2 separate regions of the Homo sapiens genome follow, and region 1 is linked to region 2. Evidence: chromatin loops called from intact Hi-C (ENCODE). Cell type or tissue: Caco-2. All regions are shown on one strand. Links, peaks and the distances in the headings refer to the core of each region. The heading gives the core; the rest is flanking DNA.

The links. Hi-C counts contacts between places; a loop is a spot of excess contacts. Peaks named below come from ENCODE experiments on the same cell type or tissue, not always from the same donor. Only the 100,000 strongest peaks of a DNase experiment are listed, where the experiment ranks them.
Region 1: a loop joins it to region 2, with 12 times the contacts of the local background. A loop is called at or near these places in 2 of 110 quality-filtered maps.

The regions. Positions count from the first base shown.
Region 1 is chr18:2,818,288-2,835,403 of GRCh38, forward strand. No RefSeq gene overlaps it. Among named protein-coding and RNA genes, the nearest start is that of EMILIN2, 20 kb to the right of the region's middle. In Caco-2, for the core only: no CTCF peak of the experiment used is centred there; DNase peaks (open chromatin) are centred at 6,824 and 7,514.
Region 2 is chr18:2,762,102-2,775,647 of GRCh38, forward strand. It overlaps SMCHD1 (structural maintenance of chromosomes flexible hinge domain containing 1), which reads left to right. Exons shown (of 48, transcript NM_015295.3): 36 at 4-135; 37 at 1,536-1,688; 38 at 7,593-7,719; 39 at 7,888-8,007; 40 at 9,432-9,517; 41 at 10,149-10,271. It also overlaps the pseudogene LOC124904372. Among named protein-coding and RNA genes, the nearest start is that of EMILIN2, 78 kb to the right of the region's middle. In Caco-2, for the core only: a CTCF peak has its summit at 4,359 (motif pointing right); no DNase peak of the experiment used is centred there.

The DNA of each region.
Region 1 (17,116 bases), core at 3,653-11,652, 60 kb after region 2:
AAAGAAAAACCAACAGATATATCACATTAATAGAATGAATGAAAAAAAATCACATGATCATCTTAATGTAGTAAAGGAATTTAACAAAACCCAACATTCTTTCATGATAAAAACACTCAGAAAACTAGACATGGAAGGGAATGTTCTCAACATAATGAAAGGGCCTTTATGAAAAACCCACAGCTAACATTATATTCAATGATGAAAGACTGAAATTCTTCCCCTAAGATCAGGAACAAGACAAGAATGCTGCCTTCACAACTGGTATTCAACATGGTACTGGAAGCACTAGCCAGAGCAATTAGACAAGTAAAAGAAAAAAAAGGCACTCAAATTAAAAAGGAATAAGCAAAACCATCTATTCTAAGTTATGATCCTATATATGAAAATCCCAAGGAATCCACAAGAAAGCTATTAGACCTAATAAAGGAATTCAGCAGAGTTGTAGAGTACAAGATAAACATGCAAACATCAGTTGAATTTCTAAACACTGGCAATAAATCAGAAAAGGAATTATGAAAGTGATTAATTATAATAGTATCTTCAAGAAGACAATACATAGAAATAAATTTAAACAATGAGCAGAAAGACTTGTACACTGAAAACTACAAATATTGCTGAAAGAAATTAAGGATCTAAATAAATGGACAAACACCCCATATTCTTAGGTAGGAAGACTGAATACTAAGACGTCAAAACCACCCAAGGTGATCTACAAAGTAAACACAATTCTTACCACAATAACAACAGCTTTTTTTCTTTTTTGCAAAAAAGGAAAATAGATCCTTATATTCATATGGAATTGCAAGGGGCACAGAAAAAAATCATCCTGAAAAAGAACAAAGTCAGAAGACTCACACTTCCTCATTTCAAACTTAATACAAACCTACTGTAATCAAAACAATGCAGTACTGGCATTAAGATAGATATACCAATGCAATGGAATTGAGAGTCCAGAAATAAACCCATACATCTATTACCAATTTTTTTTTTTTGAGACAGAGTCTTGCTCTGTGGCCCAGGCTGGAGTGCAGTGGTGCAATCTCGGCTCACAGCAACCTCGCCTCCTGGGTTCAAGGTGCCTGCTGAGATTACAGGTACCTGCCACCATGCCTGGCAAATTTTTGTATTTGTAGTAGAAACGGGGTTTTGCCATGTAGGCCAGGCTGGTCTCAAACTCCTGACCTCAGGTGATCCACCTGCCTTGGCCTCCCAAAGTGCTGGGATTACAGGCATAAGCCACCACGCTCAGCCTATAACCAATTTTTGACAATGGTACCAAGTCCCTTTGATGGGGGAAGAATAGACTCTTCAAAAAATAGTACTGGGAAAACTAGATTTCCACATGGGAAAGAATGAAGTTGGATGCCTACCTCATACTGTAAGTAAAAATTAACTCAGAATGATCAACAGCCTAAATACAAGGGCTAAAATGATAAAACTCTTAGAATAAAATATGGGGGTAAATCATAATGGCCTTGGAATCAGCAATAAATTCTTATATGTGACAACAAAAACACCAACACCAAAATTAAAAATAAATAAATTGGACTTCATCAAAACTCAAAACTTCTCTGCACCAAAGGACATTATCAAAAAAGTGAAAAAGCTAAGCTACAGAATAAGAGACATCATATATGATTCTCATATGTAAATCATATATCTCATAGGGATTTAATATCCCAAATAGTTGAAGAGCTCCTAAAACTCAAAAACAAAAAGAAAATCCAATTGTTAAATGGGCAAAGGATTTGAACTGACATTACTCCAAAGAAAATATATAGCCAATAAACACATAAAAAGATGCTCAACATTCTTAGTTATTAGGAAGATGTAAATCAAAACCACAAAGAAATACCACTTCGCATCTACTAGGATGTCTATAATTTAAAAAACAAAACACCTACAGAAAATAACAAGTACAAATGATCTCCAACTTATAACGGTTTGACAGGATTTTTTTTACTTTATGACAGTGCAAAAGCAAGATGCATTCACTAGAAAACCGTATCTTTTTCTGGGCTGGTTGTAGGTGTATTAAATGCATTTTTGGCTAGGTGTGGTGGCTCATGCCTGTAATCCTAGTACTTTGGGAGGCCGAGGCGGGCAGATCATTTGAGTCCAGAAGTTCAAGACCAGCCTGGGCAACATGGTCAAACCCTGTCTCTACAAAAAAAAAAAAAAAAAATTAGCCAGGTATGGTGGCATGTGCCTGTAGTCCCAGATACTTGGGAGGCTGAGGTGGGAAGATTGCTTGAGCCTGGGAGGTTGAGGATGCAGTGAGCCAAGATCGTGCCACTGCACTCCAGTCTGGGCAACAGAGCGAGACACGGTCTCAAAAAAAAAAAAAAAAGCCTTTTCAACTTACAATATTTTCAGTGTATGACGGGTTTATTGGGGCATAACAATTTCATTGTAAGTTGAGGAGCATCTGAATTGGCAAGGGCATGGAGACATTGGAACCCTCATACATTGCTGATGGGAATAAAAAAAATGGTGCCATTGCGATTCTTCAAAAAGATATAGTATAATTACCATATGATCTAGCATTTATACTCCTAGGAGTATACCTGAAGAATTGAAAACAGGGACAGAAATGGATACTTGTATGGCAACAATATTAGTCACAGTTCTCCAGAGAAACAGAATCAATACAATATAAATACATAGTTATATAAAAAGGGGGTTTATTATGGGAATTGGCTCATGCAATTATGAAGCCTGAAAAGTCCCACAAGATGCCACCTACAGTCTGGAAACACAGGAAAGCCAGTGGTATCATTTATTCCAAGTCTGAAGTCCTGAGAACCAGGGGAGACAATGGTGTCACTCCCACTCCATACACAAGACCTGAGAACCAGGGAGGCTGCTGATGTATGTCCTGGGGGCGTCCAAAGTCCCAAGACTCAAGAGGTCCCATCTCCAAGGGTGAGAGAAGATGGATGTCCCAGCTCAAGGAGAAAAAGAGAGAGAAAAGAAAGAGAGAGAGAGAGACAGACAGAGAGAGAGAGTGAGGGAAAAAAAAGAGAGTTTGCCTATTTTTTTCTATTTGTTCCTTCAAGGGACCAGATGATGCCCACCCAGCACATAGTTCTTTACCAGGTAGGCTGACCCCCCAGGGGGGTCATTCCTGAAGGGTCCGTGTCATTAGTCATGCCTGGATTGGGCTGTTGTTTTTCCATTGGTTTAATCACTGAGCACGGTAGTACCAACAGATGCCCTAATGGATCTCCTGTATTCTAGACATACTCTTCCCCACCTCCATGGTGGAGTAGTGTCCAATTTCCCCTTTGTACCCTGGATCAATCACCCCAGCCAGCACCGTAACTCCTTTCTGGACCTGTTGACTCAGAGGCATGAGGAGTCCAACGTGGCCAGATGGCAGTCTTAACTTCCAGCTCAGTGAAAGCATTGTTGTGTCTCCTGGTGGAAACACTACCCCCTTTGGAACCAAGGCTTCTGGGCCAGCAGAGGAAAAAGTTGTAGGAACAGGAAACAAAAATTGTGCTAGTGGATCACTAGGAGTAATCCCAGCCACCAGAGAAACAGCACTGTATATTGGACGCTGATTCGGAGCATATACAGCCTTCTGGAGAAACTTGCCCCAGGCCTGCAAGGTACTGCCACCTAGCTGGCCCTGTAACTGAGTTTTCCACAGGATATTTCACCATTCTGTCAAGCCAGCTGTTTCAGGACAGTGGGTAATAGGGTAAGACCAGTGAATTTAATGAGCATGAGCCCACTGCCACACATCTTTGGTGAGTTCTTTGGTCAGAAGCAATGCTGTGTGGCATGCCTTGATGGAAGATAAGGCATTCTGTAAGTCCTCAGATGGTAGTTTTGGCAGGAGCATTGCATGTTGGGGAGGCAAATCCATATTCGGAGTAAGTGTCTATCCTAGTAAGAAGAAAACATTCCTCTTTTCATGATGAAGCGGTCCAATGTAATCAATCTGCCACCAAGTAGCTGGCTGACCATCTTGGAGAAGAGTGCCGTATCAGGGGTTCAGTGTTGACTTCTGGCAGGTTGGGCAGTAGCAGTGGCTATAGCCAGGATGGCCTTGGTGAGTGGAAGTCCATGTTGCTAATGTATAACCTGCCTTTATGGCATTATGGCATTATTCCATTATATGCCATTATACATTATGCCATGTATAACCTGCCATTATGGGCTGGGTGTGGTGGCTCACACCTATAATCCCACCACTTTGGGAGGCTGAGGCAGGAGGATCACTTGAACCCAAGAATTCAAGACCAGCCCGGGCAATATGGTGAGATCTTCTCTCTACAAAAATAAAAAAAAATAAATAGCCAGGTGTGGTGGCACAGGCCTGGGGTTCCAGGTACTCAGGAGACGGAGGCAGGAGGATTGCATGAGCTCAGGAGGTGGAGGCTGTAGTGAGTCATGGTCACACCGCCACACTCCAGCATGGGTGACAGTAAGTAAGTAAGTAAGCTCCAGCTGGGGCAACAACAGCAAAACTCTGTCTCAAAGAAAAAAAAAAAAAAAAAGACAGAAGGCTGGAATCTGCACTGCAAAAGAGGAAACTCAAGTGGCCAGTAAGCGAAGATATGCTCAACCTCATTATTAGGAATAATTAGGAATAAAGAAACAAGACCAGATGTATTTCAGGATACAAAATAAATATATAAAAATCAATTGTATTTCTATATGCCAGCATTAGTTAGAAAATTAAAAACTTTAAAATTGCAATCTACATAGAATTAAAGAAAAATATTACAAAAATATTATTTATAAAATAATCATAATCTTAACTAATAGCAATAGTTTTTTGAAGGGGAATATGAGAAAGAGGATTTTTTACAACCTGAGTTTAAAATGTGTATGGATATGCCAACCAATTGGATAAGCTAGATGAAATGGACACATTCCTAGAAATACACAACTTACTAAAACTCAATCATGAAGAAATTAGAAAATCTGAATACACCTTGTCCTAGTCAGCTTGGGCTACTATAACAAAATGCCACGAACTGTTCTGATTAGCAATCTCTCCCTCTCTCCCTCCCTTCTTTCTTTCCTTTCTTTTCTTTCTTTCCTTCCTTCCTTCCCTTCTCTTTCTTCCTTCCTTCCTTCCTTCCCTTCTCTTCCTTCCTTTCTTTTTCTTGCTTTCTTGCTCTTCCTTTCTTCCTTTCTTTTCCTTTCTCTCTTTTCTCTCCTTTCTCTCTTTCTCTTTTTTTCTTTGTTTCTTTGTCTTTCTTTTTTCAGGGTCTTGCTCTGTCACCCAGGCTGGAGTGCAGTAATACCATAACAGCTCACTGCAGCCATTACCTCCTGGGCTCAGGCAAACCGCCCACCTCAGCCACCTGAGTAGTTGGGACTACAGGTGGGCATCACCACACCCCACTAATTTTTGTATTTTTTTGTAGAGATGGAGTTTTACCATGTTGCCCAGGCTGGTTTTGAACTCCATGGCTCAAGCGATCCACCCACCTTGGCCTCCCAAAGTGCTGGGATTACAGGCGTGAGCCACGGCACCTAGCCAACAATTTCTTTCTTACAGTTCTGCAGATTGGAAGTCAGATTGGGATGCCAGCAGGGTTGGGTTCTTGCTGAGGGTCATTTTTCCAGTTTCAGAGAGCTGACCTCTCCCTGTATCCTTACATGACAGAAAGAGAGCTAGTTCTCTTCCTCTTCTTATAAGAGAACTGATCCCTCATGGGGGCTCCTGAGGACCTAATTACCTGCCAAAGGCTCCCACTGGTTAGTTTTGACATTTTTGAACTTCATAGAAATAAAAAATATATACTTTAATGGAAGAGTCTTCTCTAACTTGTTTCTTTCACTTAACATGCTTGTGAGATTCATTCATATTGATGTGCACATCAGTAGTCATCCATGTTCGCTGCTGTATAGTACTCCATAGTGTGGATGTACCACAATTTATCTATATTACTTTTTCTGTTTTGTTGTTTTGTTTTTGAGACAGAGTCTCACTCTGTCTCCCAGGCTGGAGTTCAGTGGTGTGAATTTAGCTCACTGTAACCTCTGCCTCCCAGGTTCAAGTGATTCTCATGCCTCGGCCTCCTGAGTAGCTGGGATTACAGGTGCATGCCACCACGCCTGGCTAATTTTTGTATTTTTAGTAGAGATGGGGTTTCATCATGTTGGCCACGCTGGTCTTGAACTCCTGACCTCAAGTGATCTGCCCACCTTGGCCTCCCAAAGTGCTGGGGTTACACCCATGAGCCACTGCACCCGGCCTTATCCATTTTACTTTTAATAAAGATTTCAGTTGTTTCTCATTTTGGCTATTGTAAACATCACTGGAACTTTTTTAATTTTTTTTGAGACAAGGTCTCACTCTGTCACCCAGGCTGGAGTGCAGTGGTGTGATTGCAGCTCACTGCAGCCTCAACCTCCTGGGCTCAAACGATCCTTCCACCTCAGCCTCCCAAGCAGTTGGAACCATAGGTGCATGCCACCATGCCCAGCTAATTTTTAAAATTTTTTTGTTGAGATGGGGTCTCACTATGTTGCCCAGGCTGAGTAACATTTTAATATAAGTCTCCTGGTGCACTTGTCCAAGATTTCCTTAAGGGTATATATATCTAGGGGTGCAATTGCTGGGTTTTAGAGTACACACCTGTTCAAATATACATAGTAATGCAGACTGTTTTCCAAAGTAGTTGGACCAGTTCAGACCCTATCTTCGTCTGTTTTGTGTTGCTTTAAAGGAATACCTGAGGCTGGGTTATTTATAAAGAAAAGAGGTTTATTGGGCTCATGGTTCTACCGGCTATACAAGAGGCGTGGCCCCAGCACTTACTTCTGATGAGGGCCTCAGGCTACTTCCTACTCATGGCAGAAGGCAAAGGGACACCAACATGTGCAGAGGTCACAAGGCAAGACAGGAAGCAGGAGAGTCGGCGAGTGCCAGGCTCCTTTTTAACAACCAGCAATCATGAGAACTAATAGAGTGAGAACTGACCCCCTTCCCCAGAGAGGGCAATAATCTATTCATGAGGGACCTGCCCCATGAACCAAACATCTCCCATTAGGCCCTTCTTCCAACCTTGGGGATCACATTTCAACATAAGATTTGGAGGGACAGAGGCCCAAATGATAGCGTACCCCTACCAGGAGCACATGACCGTTTCTCTCCATATTCTCACTGACACTGGGCATTGTCAGACTTGTAAATTTTTTTCCATCTGTCAGGCATGTAGCATGATCCGACTGTATTAGATATTAACTCATGAAGTAGGTATTAACTTGTACTTTCATGATTATTAATGAGGTTGAGCATATTGGCATTTATTGGCCATTTGAGTTTCGTATTTCTTTGAAGTGCAGATTCCAGTTTTTGTCTATTTTTCTATTGGATTGTTTGTCTTTTTCTTGTTGATTTGTCATTGTTGCTGATTTGCTAAGTTCCACCATAAATTCTTTCTCAGTTATTTGTTGTAACATCTGAGAGGGCCTGGAGGCACCGGAGAAGCTTCAAAGAAGGGCTGAGGACAGAGGTCTTGTAGGTGGAGCTGAAGTTCTCCAGGCAGCGAGGTTAGCCCTGCCATCCCACACAGAGGAGCAGCTTGGGCAAAGATTACACTGGCTGAAGGGCCTCCAATCACACGTAACTGGAAAGAGGTAGAAAGGAGAAAGAATTGCTTTCTCCACTCAGCTTTCTCAGGCAAATTCAATGTGTTTCTGGCTTGAACATTCCTGTTTTTGAAGACTGCTTACAATGTGGATAAAATGGATTTGTGTATCTCCAGTTGGGGCTTTAGCTCTGCCTGGAGTCTTTGAAGGCTTATCTCTGAGAAATTACCACAGATCTTTGGGGAGGAGAGTGGGGCAGATTGGAGGACAGCATCCTCTAAATGAAGTCATTTTCATGGTCAAGACTTGCTCCCTTTACCTTTTTTTTTTTTTTTGAGACAGAGTCTCGCTCTGTTGCCCAGGCTGGAGTGCAGTGGCATGATTTCAGCTCACTGCACCCTCAGCCTCTCGAGGTCAAGCGATTCTCTTGCCTCAGCCTCCTGAGAAGGTGCCTGCCACCATGCCCAGCTAATTTTTGTATTTTTAGTAGAGATGGGGTTTCACCATGTTGGCCAGGCTGGTCTCGAACTCCTGACCTCAAGTGATCTGCCTGCCTCAGCCTCCCAAAGTGCTCCTTTAAAATTCTGAAGTATCTTGAATAAGTATTTGGAACCCCAATCTAACAAGATCATTCATCATGAATCTGCCCTTCAAAAGATATAATTTATTTGTATTTCTCTGGGAATCATTTAGGAACAGCAGTTCAAAGCTTGAAATGGGTTTTCTTCTTTTGTTATCTCTCACAGTTGACAGATCTCTCTTGCTAAGCTGCGATTTGGCAGTGCTTGGCTCTTAATCCCAGCTATTTAAAAGTACAGTTAAGGAAAACTGTAATTCTGAGGCAATGCGTGTTTTGAAACCTTATTTGGCCTCTCATTATCTCATTCATTGGGGCGGGAAGCACTCAGGCTGGGGTCACATGCTTGGCCTAGGGAGAGGATGACTATTCTGTCCTCGGACTGACCGGGCCCTGGAGTCGGGCAGGGAAGGCTGAAAATAGTCATTTCTTGGCTGCATTGGTCAGGCAGGAGGGTCTCTGTAACACAGGGTCGCTGACAAGTGAGACGGAGACACAAGGTCCCCGGAGGTCGGCCTCAGCAGGGACAGTGCATGTGTTTGTAGGACAGTTGAGGAAGTCCTAAGCAAAGCTTTACAGAGCTTTAGATTGATTACAGTTGTTTACAATTGTTACAAGAGAAAACTAAAGTGTAGTCTTCTGTTCAAAGTTTGAATTTTCAACTCATTTCTGAGTTAGCATTCCTGGATCTTAGTTCTCATCGAAATCAAGCATCACTTTCCCCCTGTATATTATTATGTTAATTTGGTCAACTGTCTTGTAAAAGTCAGATGCCTGTCTGCTTGTTCTCACTCATTTGACCTATGTGATTAAACAAGTATTATGCACCAGGAACTGTGCCAGGCATAGGGATAAAATATGAATAAGACAAATAAGAAACAAGCTTTTCCTCTGATGAGTCTTTGTTCAAAGCTAATAGCTGGGGCTTGGTTCGGTGGCTCACTCCTGTAATGTCAGCACTTTGGGAGGCCAAGGCGGGCGGATCACATGAGGCCAGGAGTTCGAGACCAGCCTGGTCAACATGGTGAAAACCTGTCTCTACTAAAAATACAAAAATTAGCTGGGTGTGGTGGCACACACCTGTAGCCCCAGATACTCAGGAGACTGAGGCAGGAGAATCGTTTGAACCCAGGAGGCGGAGATTGCAGTGAACTGAGATTGCATCACTGCACTCCAGCCTAAATGAAAGAGCAAGATTCTGCTTAAAAAAAAAAAAAAAAAGTAACAGGAGGGCACAGCGATTCACACCTATCATCCCGGCCCTTTGGGAGGCTGAGGCAGGAGGATCACTCGAGGCCAGGAGTTGGAAGCCAGCCTGGGCACTATAGCAAGACACCATCTTTATTAAAAAAAAAAAAAAAAAAAGGAAAAACTGGTGTTGGGGGTCAGAACGGATGTGACTTTGGGGTACTGTTGATAACTGGAAGGAGCCACAAGGGGCTTTCCAGGGGTGGTCGTGTTTTGCTTCATGATCCTGATGCTGGTTCCATGGCTATGTTCACTTTGTGAAAATTCACTGGGCTGATTATCTATGATGTTGCCCAGGCTGGGTACCATTTTAATATAAGTCTCCTGGTGCACTTGTCCAAGATTTCCTTAAGGGTATATATATCTAGGGGTGCAATTGCTGGGTTTTAGAGTACACACCTGTTCAAATATAAATAGTAATGCAGACTGTTTTCCAAAGTAGTTGAACCAGTTCAGGCCCTATCTTAGTCTGTTTTGTGTTGCTTTAAAGGAATACCTGAGGCTGGGTAATTTGTAAAGAAAAGAGGTTTATTGGGCTCATGGTTCTACAGGCTGTACAAGAGGCAGCTGAGGTGAGAGGGTCACTTGAGCCAGGCATTCGAGGCTGCAATGAGCTGCGGTTGTGCCACTGCACTCCAGCCTGGGTGACAAAGCAAGACACAATCTCTTTTATTTTATTTTATTTTTTTTGAGGTGGAGTCTTGCTCTGTCACCCAGGCTGGAGTGCAGTGGCACGATCTCATCTGACTGCAAGCTCCGCCTCCCAGCTTCACACCATTCTCCTGCCCCAGCCTCCCAAGTAGCTGGGACTACAGGCGCCTGCCACCACGCCCGGCTAATTTTTTTGTATTTTTTTAGTAGAGATGGGGTTTCACCATGTTAGCCAGGATGGTCTCAATCTCCTGACCTTGTGATCTGCCTGCCTCGGCCTCCCAAAGTGCTGGGATTACAGGCGTGAGCCACCGCGCCTGGCCCAACACCATCTCTTAAAACGAAAAAAATCATCACATGATTTGAACTTGGAACTTTCTGACCTCAAAACTGTTTAAAAACCCTAAAAAAAATTCTCAAGCAGGGAAAATGAAAAAACTAAAACAACATAAACATGCTATGGACAGATCAAAGCTGCTACTATCTTTTGACTAATGGAAAAAGCAAGGTGAAATGAGCGTTTCCTGTTTAGAGAGTGTCGAGGGGTCAAGGAGGACCCTGCCTTCATATTCTATTGCACTCTTACAAGTTTTTCCCTAACTTTAAAAAACACAAAAACAAAGTATTTGATTTCTTGAATATTCTGAGGTTTTGCTTTCTAAAGGGTTTTTTGGGGGCAAAGTGATGCCAGGATTTCTGGGAAAAATAGAACATTAGAAAAAAAGATACTTTAATTTAGTTCCAATGTGTTGCAATCTTAAAAGAAACTTTCACTGCACTACTGGGGATTCCAATTTAATAAAGCTGTTTTTAAAATAAATGTCTGTGGGCCAGGAGTGGTGGCATGCACCTATAATCCTAGTTACTTGGGAGGCTGAGGCAGGGGGGATCATTTGAGCTTAGGAATTCAAGGCTGTAAGGAGCTATGATCATGCCACTGCACTCCAGCCTGGGTGACACAGCGAGACCCTGTCTCAATAAATATATTTGTGGATCATAGTTTTCTAATGTAAATATTATCAAAGTATAACATTCTCACCAAAAACCTAAGAGCCTGAGTAGCTGGGACTACAGGCACATGCCACCATGCCTGTCTATGTTGTTTTAGTCTTTTTTTGTTTTTGAGATGGAGTCTCGCTCTGACGCCTAGGCTGGAGTGTGGTGGCGTGATCTCAGCTCACTGTAACCTCCACCTCCTGGGTTCAAGTGATTCTCCCTCCTCAGCCTCCCAAGTAGCAGAGATTACAGGCACCCACCACCAAGCCCGGCTATTTTTTGTATTTTTTAGTAAAGATGGCATTTCACCATCTTGGCCAGGCTGATCTTGAACTCCTGACCTCATGGCGTGTGCCACTGTGCCTTGCTATGTTTTACTCTTTTTAAATAAAAATTGTTCTGGCTGGATGCAGTGGCTCACGCCTGTAATCCCGGCACTTGGGGACGCTGAGGCGGGCAGATCATGAGGTCAGGAGATCGAGACGATCCTGGCTAACATGGTGAAACCCCATCTCTACTAAAAATACAAAAAATTAGCCGGGTGTGGTGGCACATGCCTGTAGTCCCAGCTACTCGGGAGGCTGAGGCAGGAGAATCCCTTGAACTTGGGAGGCGGAGGTTGCCGTGAGCTAAGATTGCGCCACTGCACTCCAGCCTGGGCGACAGAGTGAGACTCCATCTAAAAAGAAAAAATTGTTCTAAGGTGTCAACGTGGCTTAGGTTGTGGACGGCACATGCGCAGAACCTGCTCTGTGATATTTAACTTTGCTATAACCAGTCCAGCACATTTAAATAGACTATAGCACCATGCGTCTGTGTTCTTCTTACTTAGCTCCTGAGGATGAGTTGAGAAGTATGTCTCTGATGATTAACTTTTAAGTAATGAAGTCTGCAAAGATAAAGCCAAGGAAAGCACATGCGAATATCCTGCTTCATCCACAACCAACTAAACCACCAAGTGTCAAGTGTTTATTCAACTTAAAAAACATATATATAAACTTCAAAAGTTACCAAAATCCATAAGGTAATAAGAGAAGAACCTGTCCTGGAAAGAGTGATGACTGACAGTCCAGCTCTGTCTCCCTTCCTGACTTTACTAGTGCATTGATACTTGCTGATGTAGCCTTTATCAAGATTTGTTAAACATCGTGTGGCTTTCAGTTCATTCTGGGTCCTTTAGAATCACCGAATAATTTATTACCCAAAACTAGGCACTTTTGAAGACGAAAAGAGACACTAAAGATAATTAACAGTGTTACCGACCTACAACACAAGCAAACTGAGACTGACCGGGCAAATCAGGACATGTGGTCTCCCTACTTTTCTCTGGGAGAAAACAAACTAGAGTTTTTGGGGTTTTTTTCCCCACTAGACTTTACTGTGTCTTTTTTTCTTTTCTTTCTTTTTTTTTTTTTTTGAGCTAGCCGCCTCCCAGGTTCAAGCAATTCTTGTGCCTCAGCCTCCTGAGTAGCTGGGATTACAGGTGCACCCCACCACACCTGGCTAATTTTTGTATTTTTTAGTAGTGATAGGGTTTCACCATGTTGGTGAGGCTGGTCTTGAATGCCTGACCTCAAATGATCTGCCCACCTCAGCCTCCCAAAGTGCTGGGATTACAGGCGTGAACCACCGCGCCTGGCCCACTGCATCTTTTCACAGTGGCATATCCTGCACCCTTTCCTCAAGTCCACCGCTCCTCAATCTTACCTGGTTCCCTGCCCTCTCTCCCTCCTAGCTACTGCAGGGCCGTGTATCTCGGTCTAGCTAATCTACCAGCCGGCCCTGCCTTTCCTTATTTATTAAAAACATCCAGTGTACAAGGTCACATTAACCCTCTCTTGCAAATCACATTCATTTTGGATATCATGGCTGATTTAAAGCAAAACCAAACCAAACAAGAAAGAGAACACTCAGCTCAAACCCACACCACTCCACAGTCTTTCCTAATTAATGTTCAACTTTTCTGATTGCTTCAAGGTCTATTTCTTCATCATCACCCAGGTACACAGGTTTTCACTATGCTGTCTTCTATTTGTTGATTGTAATTTACAGTGTTCCGAAGTCATTGCATATTTTCATATGTCTGTGTCTTACTCATCCATTAAGATGAGACAGGACTAGAACTGCTTTTCTCTGGCACCCAGATTGCCTGGTACACTGTTCAATATGCAACACGTCCTCAATATTCTTTTTTTGTTTTTAAGACTGAGTCTCACTCTGTCACCCAGGCTGGAGTGCAGTGGCACTATCTCGGGTCACTGCAACCTCCGCCTCCCAGGTTCAAGTGATTCTGCCACCTCAGCCTCCTGAGTAGCTGGGATTACAGGCGCACGTCACTACGCCCAGGTAATTTTTGTATTTTTAGTAGAGACAGGTTTTCACCATGTTGGCCAGGCTGGTCTCGAACTCCTGACCTCAGGTGATCTGCCCGCCTCAGTCTCCCAAAGTGCTGGGATTACAGGCATGAACCACTGCACCCAGCCCTCAATATTCTCACTGAAAAAAGAAATCTTTTGACGGCCAAAAATTCCAAGAACTTTTCTTCACCTCACCCACCCCCACGTGGCATTTACTTATTATTCTGACAGTTGAAATATAATTAATTCTCATTATTCATGGATTCCCTATTTGTGAATTCACTTTCTAAAATTTGTAGCCTCAAGAGTGACATTTATGGCACTTTCATGGTCATTTGTGGATATGCACACAGCGGTGAAAAATGTGTGTTGCCTGATGTGTGTGTTTGCCAGCAACGTACAAGAAAGCCAAACCCTGCCTTCTTGTTTCAGCTCACACTGTAGATAAGTATCCTTTTCATGGTAAATTCAGTACTATATTTTTTGCATTTTTGTGCTTTTTGTTGGTGATTTTGTTATAGTAGTTAGTCAGGCATGAGCAGGGCAGGAGAGAGCTCCCCTGCACGCCCCCCAACACACACCAGGAATGTCAGGCGACCATCAGGTGATGGTTCTGCAGTTGTTAACTGTCTCTCTAAAATAATAATTGGTCTCAGCCAGAGCCAGGGAAGGGCAGGCTCCCAATAGATAGAAAACACCTGAAGGTGGTGATCAGCAGCTTCCGGATAAGATCTCAGGAGCTGGGTGAGTGTGCTTAAGCATGCGCACAAGACAAGATGGCAGAGTTTAACTGGTATATGACCTTCTGTATTAGTAACGTTTCCCTAGAGGGACAGAACTAATAGGATATATATCTATATCTATATCTATATCTATATCTATATCTATCTATCTATCTGTCTGTCTGTCTATGCAGTTGATTAAGTATTAACTTACATGATCACAAGGTCTCACAGTAGGCTGTCTGCAAGCTGAGGAGCAAGGAGAGCCAGTCTGAGTCTCAAAATTGAAGGACTTGGAGTCCGATGTTCGAGGCCAGGAAGCATCCAGGACAGGAGGAAGATGTAGGCTGGGAGGCTGGGCCTGTCTCTCCTTTTCACGTTTTTCAGCGTGCTTTAATTGCCAGCAGCTGATTAGATTGTGCCCACCAGATTAAGGGTGGATCTGCCTTCCCCAGCCCACTGACTCGAATGTTAATCTTGGCCGGGCGCTGTGGTTCACGCCTGTAATCCCAGCACTTTGGGAGGCCGAGGCAGTGGATCATGAGGTCAGGAGATCGAGACCATTCTGGCTAACACGGTGAAACCCCGTCTCTACTAAAAATACAAAAAAATTAGCCGGGCATGGTGGCAGGTGCCTGTAGTCCCAGCTACTCGGAAGGCTGACGCAGGAGAATGGCGTGAACCCGGGAGGCGGAGCTTGCAGTGAGCATAGATTGTGCCACTGCTCTCCAGCTGGGCGACAGAGCGAGACTCTGTCTCAAAAAAAAAAAAAAAGTTAATCTCTTTTGGCAACACCCTCACAGACACACCCAGGATCAATATTTTGCATCCTTCAATCCAATCAAGTTGACACTCAGTGTTAACCATCACAAGTCCACCCCTTGTCAACTTGAACCCATATATATCTCCTGAGATCATACATAATATTCAAATAAAGACAATAATGAGGTCATAATTATGCCTAACATAATACAACTATCCTTCGTACAGATGGAAACGCATCAATTCCCAACCCAAATACTATTACATAAAGTTAACAATACTTAAATGCTGAGATAAAGGCAATAAATCTTATGTCACACGATAAAGGAAAAGGAAATAAAATGAAGATATTTTCTTAGTACAAGTATATACATGCACAAATATGTTTTTAGCAAAAGAAGGAGAAAATACTCATGACAATGACAGTCCCCATTTTTGCAGCTGGTCGCATGGTCATAGCTGGTATTGATGACTACCTTTTTCTACTACCCATCGGTATTCCCTTTGCCGTCAGCAAACACCTCGGCAGGTCATGTTTTCTTTCCTGGTGGAGTGACCCAAACCTTCATTCCTGAGGGGCCTAAGCCATTTGTAGTCCCACCTGGCTTGAGCTGTTGTAGTTTCCCATTGACCTTAATCATAGGGCATGGTAATATTAAGAGAAGCCCTAATGGATCTCCTGTATTCCATGCATACTCTTCCTTACCTCCATTATGGAGTAGGAGAGTGATTTCATCTTTATAGTCCAGGTCAGTCACCCCAGCCAACACTGTAACTCCCTTCTTAGCCTGTTGATTTAAAGGTAGGAGGAGCCCAAAGTGTCTGGGTGGCAATCTTAACTTCCAGTTTAATGGAATCATTGTGTCTCCTGGTGGCAGCGTTCCTTCCTCTGGAACTAAGACCTCTAGGCCAGCAGACTGTAATGTTGCAGGAAAAGGAAGCAAAAATTTTGCTAGTGGATCCCTAGGGGTGATGGTGAGTGGTGCCACTTCTAGCCCTTGATTCCTGGACCTGTGAATCTTGGCTATGGGAGAAACAGTACCATATATTGGATGCTGATTCAGAGCATACACGACCTTCTGGAGAACTTTGCCCCAGCCCTGCCAAGTATTGTCACCTAGTTGACACTGTAATTGTGACTTCAAAAGGCCATTCCACCATTCTATCAATCCAGCTGCTTCAGGATGATGGGAAACATGGTAAGACCAGTGAATTCCATGATCATGAGCCCACTGCCGCACTTCTTTAGCCATAAAGTGAGTGCCTTGGTCAGAGGCAATGCTGTGTGGGATATCATGATGGTGGATAAGGCATTCCGTGAGTCCACAAATGGCAGTCTTGGCAGAAGCATTGCATGCAGGATAGGCAAACCCATATCCAGAGTAAGTATCTATTCCAGTGAGGACAAACCTCTGCCCTTTCCATGATGGAAGAGATCCCATATAATCAACCCACCACCAGGTAGCTGGTTGATCACCCTGAGGAATGGTGCCATATTGAGGGCTCAGTGTTGGTCTCTGCTGTTGGCAAATTGGGCGCTTAGCGGTGGCTGTATTCAGGTCAGCCTTAGTGAGTGGAAGTCTACATTGCTGAGCCCATGCATAACCTCCATCCCTGCCACCATGGCCACATTGTTCATGGGGCCATTGGGAAATGACAGGGGTGGCTGGGGAAAGAGGCTGAGTGGTGTCCACAGAATGGGTCATCCTATCCACTTGATTATTAAAATAATCCTCTGCTTAGGTCACCCATTGGTGAGCACTCACATGGGATACAAATATCTTCACAGTTTTTGACCACTCAGAGAGGTCCATCCACATACCTCTTCCCCGAATTCCTTTGTCACCAGTTTTCCACTCATGCTTCTTGCAAGTCCCTGATCATCCAGCCAAACCATTGGCTACAGCACATGAATCAGTATATAATCACACATCTGGCCATTTCTCCTTCCATGGAAAGGGTACAACCAGGTGCACTACTCAAAGTTCTGCCCACTGGGAAGATTTTCCTTCACTGCTGTCCTTCAGGGATGTCCTAGAAAGGGGCTGTAGTGCTGCAGCTGTCCACTTTCAGGTGGTGCCTGCATATCGTGCAGAACCATCTGTGAACCAGGCCCTAGTCTTCTCTTCCTCTGTCAACTGATCATAGGGAACTCCCCATGAGGCCACTGGTGCAGGATGGGGGAGAAAAAGCAGGGTGGCAGGAGTGGAGACCATGGGCATTTGAGCCACTTCCTCATG
Region 2 (13,546 bases), core at 1-8,000:
AAGGTTATAGTTGAAGTCCTGCCTAATCAACCTGTGAAGTTAGTACCTAAAATTAAACCACCTACACCAGCTGTTTCAAATGTTCGCTCAGTTGCCAGTAGGACCTTGGTCAGAGATCTACATCTTAGTATCACGGTAATGTTTATTTTCTTCCAAAACTGCGAAGGGTAACAAGAAAAATTATCTTTGATTTTAGGGTACAAAATTATTTGTATGGATTCTGTCAGTTACTCTGATTAAGGTTATAGGGAAAACTTGTGCAGATGAATTAAATATTTATAAATATCTTTGTATTTGAATACAAATAGAGAATATATAACATTATACATAAAATGAATTCAGAATAATAAGCAGAACTGACTCAAAATGCAGAAATCTCAATCTGCCTACCTTTTTTTTTTTTTTTTTTTGAGACAGGGTCTTGTTCTGTCACCCAGGCTGGAGTAGCATGGCACAATCATAGCTCACTGCAACCTCAAGCAGTCCTCCCACCTCAGCCTCCTGAGTAGCTGGGACCACAAGGTGCACAGCACCACACCTGGCTAGTTTTAAATTTTTTTTCTGTGGGGTTTTGCTGTGTTTTGCTGTGTTGCCCAGGCTGGTCTTGAAATCCTGACCTCATGTTATCCTCCTGCCTCAGCCTTCCAAAGTGCTGGGATTACAGCTGTGAACCACCACACCCAGCTGCTACCTTTTCTAATACATACCTTTACTCACCTGTTTAGTGTATCTATCACGAATGAGTGTGAACTATATTGACTCTTCAATGTCCGGTTCACTGAGGGGACTGAAGGACATAAGTATTTTTTTTAAAGAGATCTGTTCTGATGACTGCTCATAGTTAAGAAAGAAAATCAGAGCTCCTCCAAGGCTGCAGATTTCATGAAGCATAAGCAGCAACACAGCTGTCAAAAATATTAACAAAAACATGTAAAACACAGTAGTGGGACTGCACCTTCATGGAAAATTTGGTTGGTGGGATGCTTGTCTACTTTCAGTTTATTTTCCTGTTTTAGATGATGGGTTATTCTTCCCTAGACATCTCTTCTTTTCCCAAAACATCTTGTTGGGGTAAACGGTGCCATAGAATTACTCCAAGGGTCTTTGAATATCATATAAGCACCGAACATTGTGAGAAACACATATAGGCCTATTGGTTTTCAAATGTATACAGGTGCTGCTGGTGTTAATAAAATATTTAAAGTCACTACAAGTTTATAATAACTTATTAAGCACTTTTTCACATCTGTAGGTACTAAAAGTACATGAAAAGGTGATATTTTAAAATGGGAGTCCTTGTAATTTAGTAAGGTAGGAACTGTTGTATTGAAGTCTCTTGTTCTTTTATGGTTTCTGGAACTATTTCTTGCCTGTGGAACACTCAAACTTAGAACTGAATTTTGTGCTTAGACTAAGAAAGATCCAGATAATTTAATGTTGGGGGCTCTCTGTATTATTTCTGATTTGTACATGCTCTTCTCTGGGTTTAATCTTCTCATCAGTTTCTCTAATTGTTTTCCATTTTTTGTTTTAAGGATGACTACGACAACCATACTGGAATTGATTTGGTTGGCACTATAATAGCCACCATTAAAGGCTCTAATGAGGAAGATACTGATACCCCACTTTTTATTGGGAAAGTTAGAACACTTGAATTCCCCTTCGTGAATGGTTCGGCTGAAATCATGGTAAATTTTTTATATCTTTTGGTAGATAGAATTTCTGTATTTAATGCTTTTAACCACCATATTAAGACACCTTTTCTTTTGTATAGCTATGAAGATGTTCTAATCATAGCACTAAATTGGGAAGTCAGCTGAAATATTTTCTGTTTTTGCTATTACAAATTGAACCCAAGATCTTTATAAGTAAGACTCTCGTTTTTCCTATGGGATAACAGCTTTCTCTGATTCTAGTTGTTTTTAACTTTAGTGACAGTACGTGATGTTTTATGTTTCATTGAAAAGCTGCCGTTATGTGGATAGAAACAAAAAATGTAGCCCAGGTAAATTTTAATTAAACAACTTGTCTTTGTTACTCATTTTTTTCTAAAATGAAAATAGTTTTATTTGTATTTTAAAAATATACAGTGCAAGAACCTCCATAAATAATCAAGATATTGTCACCTGTCAGAGATAATAGATGCTTAGCAACTTAGTATTACCTTCCAGAGTTTCGGCATATACACTAATGCTGCCTGCATACCATGTGTGTATATGATTTATATACATGTTCGGAGGGTGTAAAATTTCATTAATAGAATTGTGCCTTTATAAAAATCTTTTCTTGTTCAACATCTCTAATATATTCTTAGTAAAAGTAAGCCTACATCATTGTATATTAATGACCACAGTTTATTTGATCAATCCTTAGTGAAAATTTAGTTCTTTTCTAAAGTTTGTTTTTATCAACAGTGCTTCCATTAGCTTTCTTCTATGTATAGTCAGCCCCCCATATCCGTGGGTTTCACATCTGTAGATTCAAAAATAATTAGGAAAAAAATTTCATCTGTACTGAATACATACATTTTTCTTGTCAGTATTCCATAAACAATACAACAACTATTTTCATAGCATTTTAGTAGTTATTACTAAGTAATCTAGGGATGATTCAAAGTATATGGAGTATGTGCATAGGCTGTATGCAAATACGACACCATTTTATATCAGGGATGTGAGTATGCATGGATTTGAGTATCTATGGGAGTCCTGGAACTAGTACCCCACAGATACCAAGGGATGACTATATATCCTTTTGCATATATTATTTCTTTAAGAAATTACTAGAAGCAGAATGCGTTAGAGATAGGATATGCATATTTTAAGCCTTTTGGTAGTTACTGCCAGTGCTCTTCAGTTTATATTCCTGCCAGAAGTATATGTCTATCTTACTCATATTAGCAACACTATATGTGTGAACACTTTTAAAAATTCTAACCAAGTATCTGATTAAAAATTTATTTTTGTCGAATATTTTTTGGTTTTAATCTTTCTAAGATTGTTTACCGACCATTTCTTTTAGAATTTTCATTTTTTTCTTAAAAATATTAGTGCTCTTTGGTATATAAGTACTTTTTCATGAGATGTTCTTTTGTTTTTAGAACTTGCCTTTGTTTATATTGGAGGGGCAGATCATATTCACAGTGCTATCTCTGATATCCTTAATTTCTTTAATTTTTGATATATCTGGATTTTATTGACCCTTTTTCAAATCCATTAATTTTCTTGATATCTTTTCAGTAATTCTAACAGTACTAATAGATATGAAATGTTACCTTTTCTTGTATTTTTGTTGTTGTTCATTTCTGTGTCTAACTCATTGCAGCATCACATTGTTTCAGTAAAATTAGGCTTATACGGTAGGAGCCTGCCAGCTGTACCTGGCCTGAAGACTTGTCAATTGGTCTGGCAGTGACTGACCAGTACAGCATTTTCATTGTAATTAGTTTCCAACATTTAAAGTTCTGGAATTTTTACATAAAAATCTGCATTTCTAATTTATTTGGTGAAATCTAAAGATCTGTCAACACTGGGTGAGGATTCTCTTAGCCAGCTGTATGTGCACCCTGAACAGTGACTGCTCCTGTCAGTGTGTCTGGTTTCCAGTCAGCCGCTTCCATGCCACTTCTTTTCATTTATTGACATTGAGGACATGTGTATTTACCACTTATATTCACACTTGTTCTTCCTTTTTTATTATAGTGGAGAATAAAGTAAGATTTTCTTGTGCTCTAACAAAAATTAGGTAATGAAAGCCACGTTGAAAAACAAAGGGGAGTGGGGAGACATACTTAACATGCAGAGTGGATTTGTGTTGGAAGAAGACATCTAGTCTTCTTTCTAAAGAAAGTTTTCTAAAGAAAACTTTACCTGTTTTCCTGTTTAGCTATGTCCAGTTTTCTTTTTTTTTGGAGACAGAGTCTCACTGTCTCACCCAGGCTGGAGTGCAGTGGCGCGATTGCCCCTCACTGCAAGCTCTGCCTCCCGGGTTCACGCCATTCTCCTGTCTCAGCCTCCCAAGTAGCTGGTACTACAGGCACCCACCACCACATCTAGCTAATTTTTTGTATTTTTAGTAGCGACGGGGTTTCACCGTGTTTGCCAGGATGGTCTCGATCTCCTGACCTTGTGATCCACCCGCCTCGGCCTCCCAAAGTGCTGGGATTACAGGCGTGAGCCGCCGTGCCCGGCCTGTCTCCAGTTTTCTTGGCCCCCTTATGGTCATTTGAAATTGCTAAACCTGCTGTATATACTCCTGAGATTCAGACAAGAGATTTAGCTATTCCCCAGCAGCTGTATATAAAAATCTCTTCACATCATGCATGTAAATTGTACTCTTACCACTAGAGGACCCTGATATCTCACTGAATCAATAGAAAACTCAAGTCCTTCTTGGCTCCTGCCTCACATATTGATTTAGTATGTCTGGAGCAGGGCTCTAGAATCTGATTTTTAAAAAGCAGGTGATTCTTATCATTAGGGAAGTTTAGGAAACACTGGTCTAGAGCACAACCAATGTTTGTAAATGTTCCACATTATTGCTTTGTTTAAAGTTACAATCTAAATTTGTAGTTGCTTAAGTTTGTTAATTGTGCTATTCAGATTCACTGTATTATTTGCCTACATGATCTGGACATTTCTGATGGCAGTGTCTAAGTTTCATTCTGATATGCATTTGTTTGTTTCTCATATGCCAAATTTCCGTTTATACTTGGATCCAGTTTGGGACTCTTCATTTCTGTTATTCTGTTTATCCTTTTTTCTTGGTAGGTATGCATCAGGGATTAAAAACTATAAAACTTTGAGATAGGAGATTCCTCTTCAAACAAGATAAAAAGGAAAAGATTATATTTAACTACATTAAAAGTTACACTTTCTGCGGGGCACAGTAGCTCATGCCTATAACCTTAACACTTTGGGAGGCCAAGGTAGGATTGCTGGAGCCCAGGATTTCAAGACCAGCTTGGGCAACATGGCAAAACCCCATCTCTACAAAAAATTTAAAAATTAGCCAAGCATGGTGACAACGCACCTATAGCCCCAGCTACTCAGGCAGCTGAGGTGGGAAGATAGCTTAAGCCTGAGAGGTTGAGACTGCAGTGAGCCATGATTATGCCACTGCATTCCAGCCTGGGTGACAGAGCAAGACCCTGTCTCAAAAAAAAAAAAAGGTTACACTTTATGTACGTAAGCATATCTTAAACAGAATTAAAAGAACAGTGACAATGTGTTGATAATTGTTGACACTGGATAATCAGGTTTATTATCTGATTCTGTAGTAGAAAAAAAAAGTTTTTAAGGTAGTAAATTAAGGAGAAATATTGATTTTGCTGTATGCAGTCATGTCATCACTTAATGACGGGCATATGTTCTAAGAAATACATCATCAGGTGATTTCATTGTTGTGCAAATATCGTAGAGTATACTTAAACCTAGGTGATATAGCCTACTATACACCTGGGCTATATATCACAACCTATTTCCTTTTTTTTTTTTTTTTTTTTTTTGAGACAGAGTCTTGCTCTGTCACCCAGGCTGGAGTGCTTTGGCGCACTCTTGGCTCAGTGCAACCTCCGCCTCCTGGGTTCAAACAATCCTCCCACCTCAGCCTCCCGAGTAGCTGGGACTACAGGCGCGTGCCCACCACACCCAGCTGATTTTTGTTTTTTCAGTAGAGACAGGGTTTCACCATGTTGGCCAGGTTTGTCTCGAACTCTGACCTCAGACGATCCACCCACCTCGGCCTCCCAAAGTGCTGGGATTGTAGGCATGAGCCACCACACCCAGCAGCATAACCTGTTTCTCCTAGGCTACAAACCTGTACAGTATGTGACTGTACTGAACACTGTAGGTAATTTTAACATAATAGTATCTGTGTATCTAAACATAGAAAAGGTATAGTAAAATACAGTATTATAATCTTTTGGGACCACCATTGTACATGTGGTCCTTTGTTAGTGAATTGTTATGTGGTGCATGACTGTATGTTAGATACATATAATTAAAGGACTGATATATTGAACAGATTTCTAAAACCTCCTAAGGAACTACTTGCAAATCAATTAAAAAAAAAAGACAAACCGGTAGAAAAATAAATGGGCAAAGAATATGAGCAGGCAATTAATGGAAAAGAAAATATAAATAACCTGTAAACATAAGAAGCATGATTTCAGTACCACTCAGGGAGATGTTAGTTAAAATAATAATGACTGGTTGCTTTTTAATTCCCCTTTTTAGAAAAAAATATGATTGATATTAAATGTTGGCCAGCATAAGGGGAATTGGGCACTCCCATATACTGCTGGTGAGAGGATAAATTGATACAGCTTCTTATAAGGGAAATTTGATACTTACCTTTTAAAATAAACTTATACTTCTCATTATTCATCCCAGAAAACACATTTGCAGAGAAACATTTGGAGATATATTTTTGCTATGTTATAGATAATTGTTTAAAAATTGTAAACATACTAAATATTTGCCACCCAATGAATGAGTAGTATAGTATAGTGTACTATATACTATACTACTAGTATATATAGTATACAGTATATAGTATAGTATATAGTGTACTATATACTATACTACTAGTATAGTACTATATACTATACTATACATAAATTTTAAATTGGCATCTATACATTCACATGAATTGATCAAATCGAGTGCTGAAAGCAAGTTGCTAAAGTATATGTTACTTATTTTTAAAATGCAAATAGTATTTTTTAAATACATGTTTGCATTTATGTAAGTCTGTTGAAAACCACATTCAGAAACTGATTGGCAGTTGGTTTAATGGTGGGCTTGTATTCTATATTCTTTGGGAAAAAGTCTGTGAGCTGTAATTTATAATTTTATTTCATGGATTGACCTACAGTGCCATATCGATTTAGATTTTTTAAAAATACTACTTCTCTGTAAATTGTATTGTTATAGTCTAAACAAAAACAGCTACTATCGTTTCCCTTAGAACTGTGTGAAAAAATCATTTCAGATAAAAATATATTTGTGTCATTTACTAGTTATATGTTTTGGTCTTAAAGTATATCAAAAGGTTTTTTATCCATTAATGAGAAAGACACAATTTAAAAAATCTTTAGAGCTTTTCAAAATCTCTTGTTCTGTCACCTGGGACTTTGATGGGTCTATTTCCATGTTAACAGCTGTAACTTAAACTCAGCATTGGGCTTTGTGATTGTTTTTATAACTTTCACACTATCAGCTCTTTCATGCTGCTTTCAATTTAGAGGTTAGAATCAAGAAGATTTTACAGGTCAAAATTTTAAGTGGCCATCTCTAATGTGAAGGAAATAACTTTTTCTTGAAATTTTTTATCATATATACTTTTCACATAAGCTGTTTATTGATACGATCATTTGGCTTTCAAACCAATACCAGAAGGTAAAAAGTTGTATGTCTTGGGTAGTGGTGGTGGTGATAATGGTTTAATGGAATCTTAAGGATCAGCCTATGCCTTTGGCCTTTAAAATTAACCACTTACTTGAAAACAGCATAATGAGTTATGTAACATTTATATGTTGTAAATTTTCTTTTTAAATCTTGTTTTCCCCTATTGTTTGTTTATATGTACAGAGTCTGGTGCTGGCAGAAAGTAGTCCTGGAAGGGATAGTACTGAATATTTTATTGTATTTGAGCCCCGGCTACCACTTTTATCAAGAACCTTAGAACCATATATCCTACCGTTCATGTTTTACAATGGTAAGTTTCTAGGAAATAAATGGTTAAACTCCGTTGTTAGTGATACTTTAGATAACCTTGTTTTGCTTTCCATTAACTTGGTGTTTATTAGCTATCTAACCACTTTATGACATATTTTAGAAAAGTCAGTTTTTAAATTATTTAAATTATCTCAATTTTTTTTCTTAGATGTTAAGAAGCAGCAACAAATGGCAGCACTTACAAAAGAAAAGGACCAATTATCTCAGTCTATTGTTATGTATAAAAGTTTATTTGAAGCCAGCCAACAGCTTCTTAATGAAATGAAATGTAAGTCATTTTGTATTCAAGACAAAAATTATGCTTTGGGGAATGATGAGGCAGGTGAGATCGTGATACACAAACAAGCTTCCACTTTCCTAAATTACAAGTAAAATACAGAATGTTTCAGAAAGGTGGTAATGATGGTTGATACTGTCATTGAGAATTCTTAAGATGAAGTATTTCTTATTTTAAATAAATTTGTATCCTGCTTAAAAGAAATCAACACGTTCTGTTAGGAATCTGGACCTGTGGAAAATTTAAGGCTTTCTACATAATAATAATGTTTATATTTAGCTCTAGCTTCTGGCAAAAGATACTGGATAATAATATCACCAAGGGAGTGATGTGTAATGTAATTTTTCATTTGGGTAATGAGCTGTTTGTATTTTACTTCAAACATCTGCAGTTTGTCATACTATGGAGGTATCTGGGGCAGCACACACTGATACTGAAATATGTAAATTATTCTTGAGTCAATTCACAGAAAGTTTGCTGCAGTTTTGTTTTGTTTAGTTTTGTTTTCTGTTTTTTGTTTTTTTTTGAGACACAGTCTCTGTCGCCCAGGCTGGAGTGCAGTGGCACGATCTCACTCACTGCACCCTCTGCCTCCCAAGTTCAAGTGATTCTCGTGCCTCAGCCTCCCAAGTAGCTAGGATTACAGGCACATGCCACCACGCCTGGCTGATTTTTGTATTTTTAGTAGAGACGGGGTTTCACCATGTTGGCCGGGCTGGTCTCGAACTTCTTACCTCAAGTGATCTGCCCACCTTGGCCCCCACAAAGTGCTAGGATTACAGGTGTTAGCCACCACACCCAGCCTACGTTTGCTGCAATTCTTAATAATGTTTCATATAATTGAAAGACAAGACATTTTCTGAGTTGTGCTCTATCATCTCTTCCCTTTTCATTTGTCATATTTTTTTGCTAAGGTTTTTGGCCTTGTGTTATTTTGATCAAGTTAACCAAGAAATATTTACCGCTTGCCTCAAAGTACTCACTTTTGTGTATGCCTGCACAAGATCAAGGATATTTAGAATATAATAGGAGCTAAATCTAGTAGTGAGATAATGTCATTTGTGTAGCACTAAAAATTGTTTTTATAAAGTCTTTGAGAACAGCCTTGTGCAATTATGTATAAATTATGTATACTCGTGGATTAAGATTAAGTAACTTATCCAAGATTACTAGGAGTTTGCAGTATATCATATCTCCCTTTAGTTGCATTAATTTTGTTTTCTCATTTTTGTATATCAGAATTGAGCCTTAAGATGTATAGTTTAATTTTGAATTTCTGAAATGGTCACCTATCAGTTTTCATTTTAGCAACAGACATTAAAAGGAAAAAACAAAAGGAACTTTAAAATATTTTTCAAAAACTATGATTTGGGGGCTATCAGAAATTGATGCAAATTTTTGGTTTTTTATTTTAGGTCAAGTTGAAGAAGCAAGATTAAAAGAGGCCCAATTGCGAAATGAACTAAAAATACATAATATTGACATTCCTACAACACAACAGGTACAGCTTCCAACTATACGTGAAAGATTTTTTATTAAAGTCTATTCTACAATTTTCTCAATTATTCAGTTTTTATTAGGAATTCTGAGTATTGTTGTTTTAGGGTACAAAGACGTGCATTATCGTCACTAGACATTAAAAATGACTAACAAAATGATAGAGTGCTCTATTCAAAGAAATTGCAATTTGTATTTTTAATGTAATGACACCAATAAATGCAATTAATAATACATCAGTTCAAGTACTGCATTGAAAAGGCTGCATAACCACTACACGTGATGGTAAACAAAATAAGAGAAAATAAAAAGCAATCTAGATTTTTAAAATTTATATTCTTTTATATGTGTAACTCAGTTTCAAGAGAAGTCCTATTATAGGTAGTGTATTTCTTGGCTAAGATTTTTTTAAATTCAGTGAAGTGGGAACTTTATATTACTATAACCATGGTTTTTAAAATTGTGTTTTCTTTGTGTGTGTGTGTATTTTCTGATAGTTTTTTTTTTAATAATGCCTACTTACCAACTTTATATTCTTTAGTTATCTAAATTGTTAATTTTTCTCCACTGTCATTATGGGCTGCCTGGTTCAAGAGTAATTGGTCTTGTAGTTAATTTTTCTTTATAAATTATAGGTGCCACACATTGAAGCACTTCTGAAAAGAAAGCTATCAGAACAAGAAGAACTGAAGAAAAAACCTAGAAGATCGTGTACTCTTCCAAACTATACTAAAGGCAGTGGAGATGTTTTGGGAAAGGTTTGTGTTTATTAAGCCTTTTGAAAGGCAGTACATTTTATTATCTTGTTTGTTTAAAACGGGTCTTCTAAAAGTGACAAAAAAGTGTCAGGTTCTTTGTAATTTACTTCTTTCCAATAAAGTACCTGCTCTCATTATTGCAATAGGGATTTGGCAGAGTTTAAAACTGAAATCTGTAATGTTACTATTGAGGGCTGTGGCAAAAGTTGTTAACATCTATTAGTTCAAGGCTTGTTGTTTACTTAGAGATGCTTTCATGTCATGCAGCTCTGTTTTTGGAGGGGGAGACAGTCTGTCACCCAGGCTGGAGTACGATGGTAAGACTGTGGCTCGCTGCTCCCTCCACCTGCTGGGCTCAAGTGATCCTTCTGCCTCAGCCCCCCAAGTAGCTGTGACTACAGGCATGTGCCACCATGCCCAGCTGAAACTGAGGTCAAGTAACTTGCTCAGAGTTGCACAGATAGCAAGTGGCAGAGCCAGGGGTGAAACCCCAAGTAGTCTGACTCTGGAGTCTTTGGTTATTGCCTTTGCATGTATATTCTACTTTTGTAACCACCATATGAACTATTATTTGTAGTATTTCTCATTTATACATAAAGAAATTGAAATTCAGGGAGCTCAAATAACTTGTTAAAATATAGTTAAAGGCAGAGCTTAGATGTGACTCAAGGTCTCTCTGACTCTAAAGTCTGTGATAGTTTTTTTATATGCCCTATAACTTCACAAATATACTGTCCACTGAAAATAGGGGGTAACGTGTAGCAATGTGTATGACCAAAACCGTGTTACGTTATTACCCAAACCTCAGATCCGCAAACTGAAAAATTGAATTTTAATTCAAGTTAAATATAAATTTATGTATTAGGAAACAAGTTGCTAATATACAATGTTTTAAAATATTATTCCAATTTTTAGAAAAAAGCAGTTCTTTGATCCTAAGCATATAAATATATGGCTTCCACATTTTAATAGTTCATCCAATACAAAATTCTTGGACAATATGTGAGATTTTTACCAACATATAAATTTTAGCAAGAGAAATGTATTTTAAAGTCTCCTTTTTAAATATTTCCCATTGCATGTCTTGAAAATCTGGGGGAAATCTTTGAAATTTCGTTTTACATAGTTTCTCTTTTGTCCCCTCAGAAATACAAACCCTACCCTAACCAGTAGGAGAAAACTTTACAGTCCCTCCATGTCATCCTTAGTCTTTTCCCTCGCTTCCTTAAAAAATACTCTTCCTGGCATTTATTATAAAACTAGAATAGTCCGGGCGCGTTGGCTCACACCTGTAATCCCAACATTTTGGGAGGCCAAGACAGGCGCATTACCTGAGGTCAGGAGTTTGAGACCAGCCTGGCCAACCTGGTGAAACCCCGTCTCTAATAAAACATACAAAAAATAGCCAGACATGGTGGCATGTGCCTGTAATCACAGCTACTCAGGAGGCTGAGGCAGAAGAATTGTTTGAACCTGGGAAGCGGAGGTTGCAGTGAGCCGAGATCATGCCACTGCACTCCAGCCTGAGTGACAGAGCGAGACTCTGTCTCAAAAAAATAAAAAAACCCTAGAATAAATAATCGTAGAAATACAGTAGGAACAAGGGGAGACTTTTCCCCCAAACTTCAAAATGTATTTATTTTTAACATCGTGAATACCTCAAGTAACTTAGATATTTTACACATTTCTTCCTTAATTCCAAATATCTTGAAATCCCATCTCTAAATGAGGAAGATGTAGTAGCAGTTTTAAGATTTTTTTTTCAGTTAAACATATTATAGTTATACTTAACATGCCCTTCTAAATAGGTTTTATGACAGTATCATGGTATTTCTTTTACAAAACACATCTAAATGTCACAAGTAAGCCATTTCTTCTGCTTACATTTCATTTGCCTCTACTAATTCTTTCTCCATTGGCTAGAACATTGTTTTCATTTTCGTTTACATGTACTAGTTTTTTTGCATGTTCATTTTCTTACCTTTCTTCCACTAACTTCTAGAGAATTAGAATATAAGGGTAGATGTTAGGATGTGTTTTGTTTTTTGGCTTTTTTTGAGACAGGATCTCACTCCTGTCGCCCAGGCTGGAATGCAGTGGTGCATCTCGGCTCAGTGCAGTCTGGACTTTCTGAGCTCAGGTCATCCTCCCACCTCAGCACCCAAGTAGCTGGGACTACAGTTTCGTGCCACCATGCCCCCCTAATTTTTTGTATTTTTAGTGGAGATGGGGTTTCGTGATGTTGCCCAAGCTGGTCTCAAACTCCTGGGCTCAAGCACTCTGCCTGCCTGAACTCCCAAAGTGCTAGTAATACAGTCTTGGGTCACCATGTCCAGCCTGATGTTTCTAAAAGTGACACACAATGTTCTTATTGCTAGAGTAGGTTTGTGCTACCAGATCAAGTAAGATTAAAGGGTAGACACCACCATCCTAGCACAATGAACTAGGCTTTGATACTGGCCACAGTAGTCCAATCTTGGTGGACTTGACTTTGAACAAGAATGCTTGTTGATGATTGGGTGTTCACGCACATGCGTGAGATATGCCACCCTTGAACCTTGTTACACTGTTGGCACATTACCTGTCTGACCTGAGGGAAAGAAAAAGAATACTTGTGACTGAAGGAAGGATTTGTAATTATTTATTTATTCTAAGCTCCAAAGCATTGTTCCTAGAAACAGAAGCAAAAGGAACAATTTTTTTTTTTTTTTTTTTTTTTTTTTTTTTGGAGACAGGGTCTTGCTCTGTCAGACTGTAGTGCAGTGGCACAATCTCGGCTCACTGCAGCCTCTACCTCCTGGGCTCAAGTTATCCTCCTTCCTCAGCCTCCTGAGCAGCAGAAGAAACAATTCTTATTTGTGATGTTTAGATTTGTTTTCTGAAAGGAATACTATAATATTGGAGTAAAGTATTTACTTAGAAGGGAAGGGCTTATTAACTGTATTTATGTTTAACTGCATTATTTTATGTGTATATTATTTAAGTGTACTTTATGATATTCTACCAATAAGACAGATCCCATTTATAGTGTTAAAATGTGAAAAAAGTATATATTACTAGCTAATAAAATTTCTAATTATTTCATCCCTGAACGGTCTGAGAAAAGAAGGAAAAATTCCTAATATTTTTATTTGCTCATTTGCAACTTTACTGGAGTTTAATCTTTAGAAAAAGAAATTTTAATTTAATATCAGAATACAATGTTTAATATATTCAAGTTAAGTTTTTGACAACTTGACAGTTTATTTTTAATTCATGTGTTTCAGAGAAGTTTT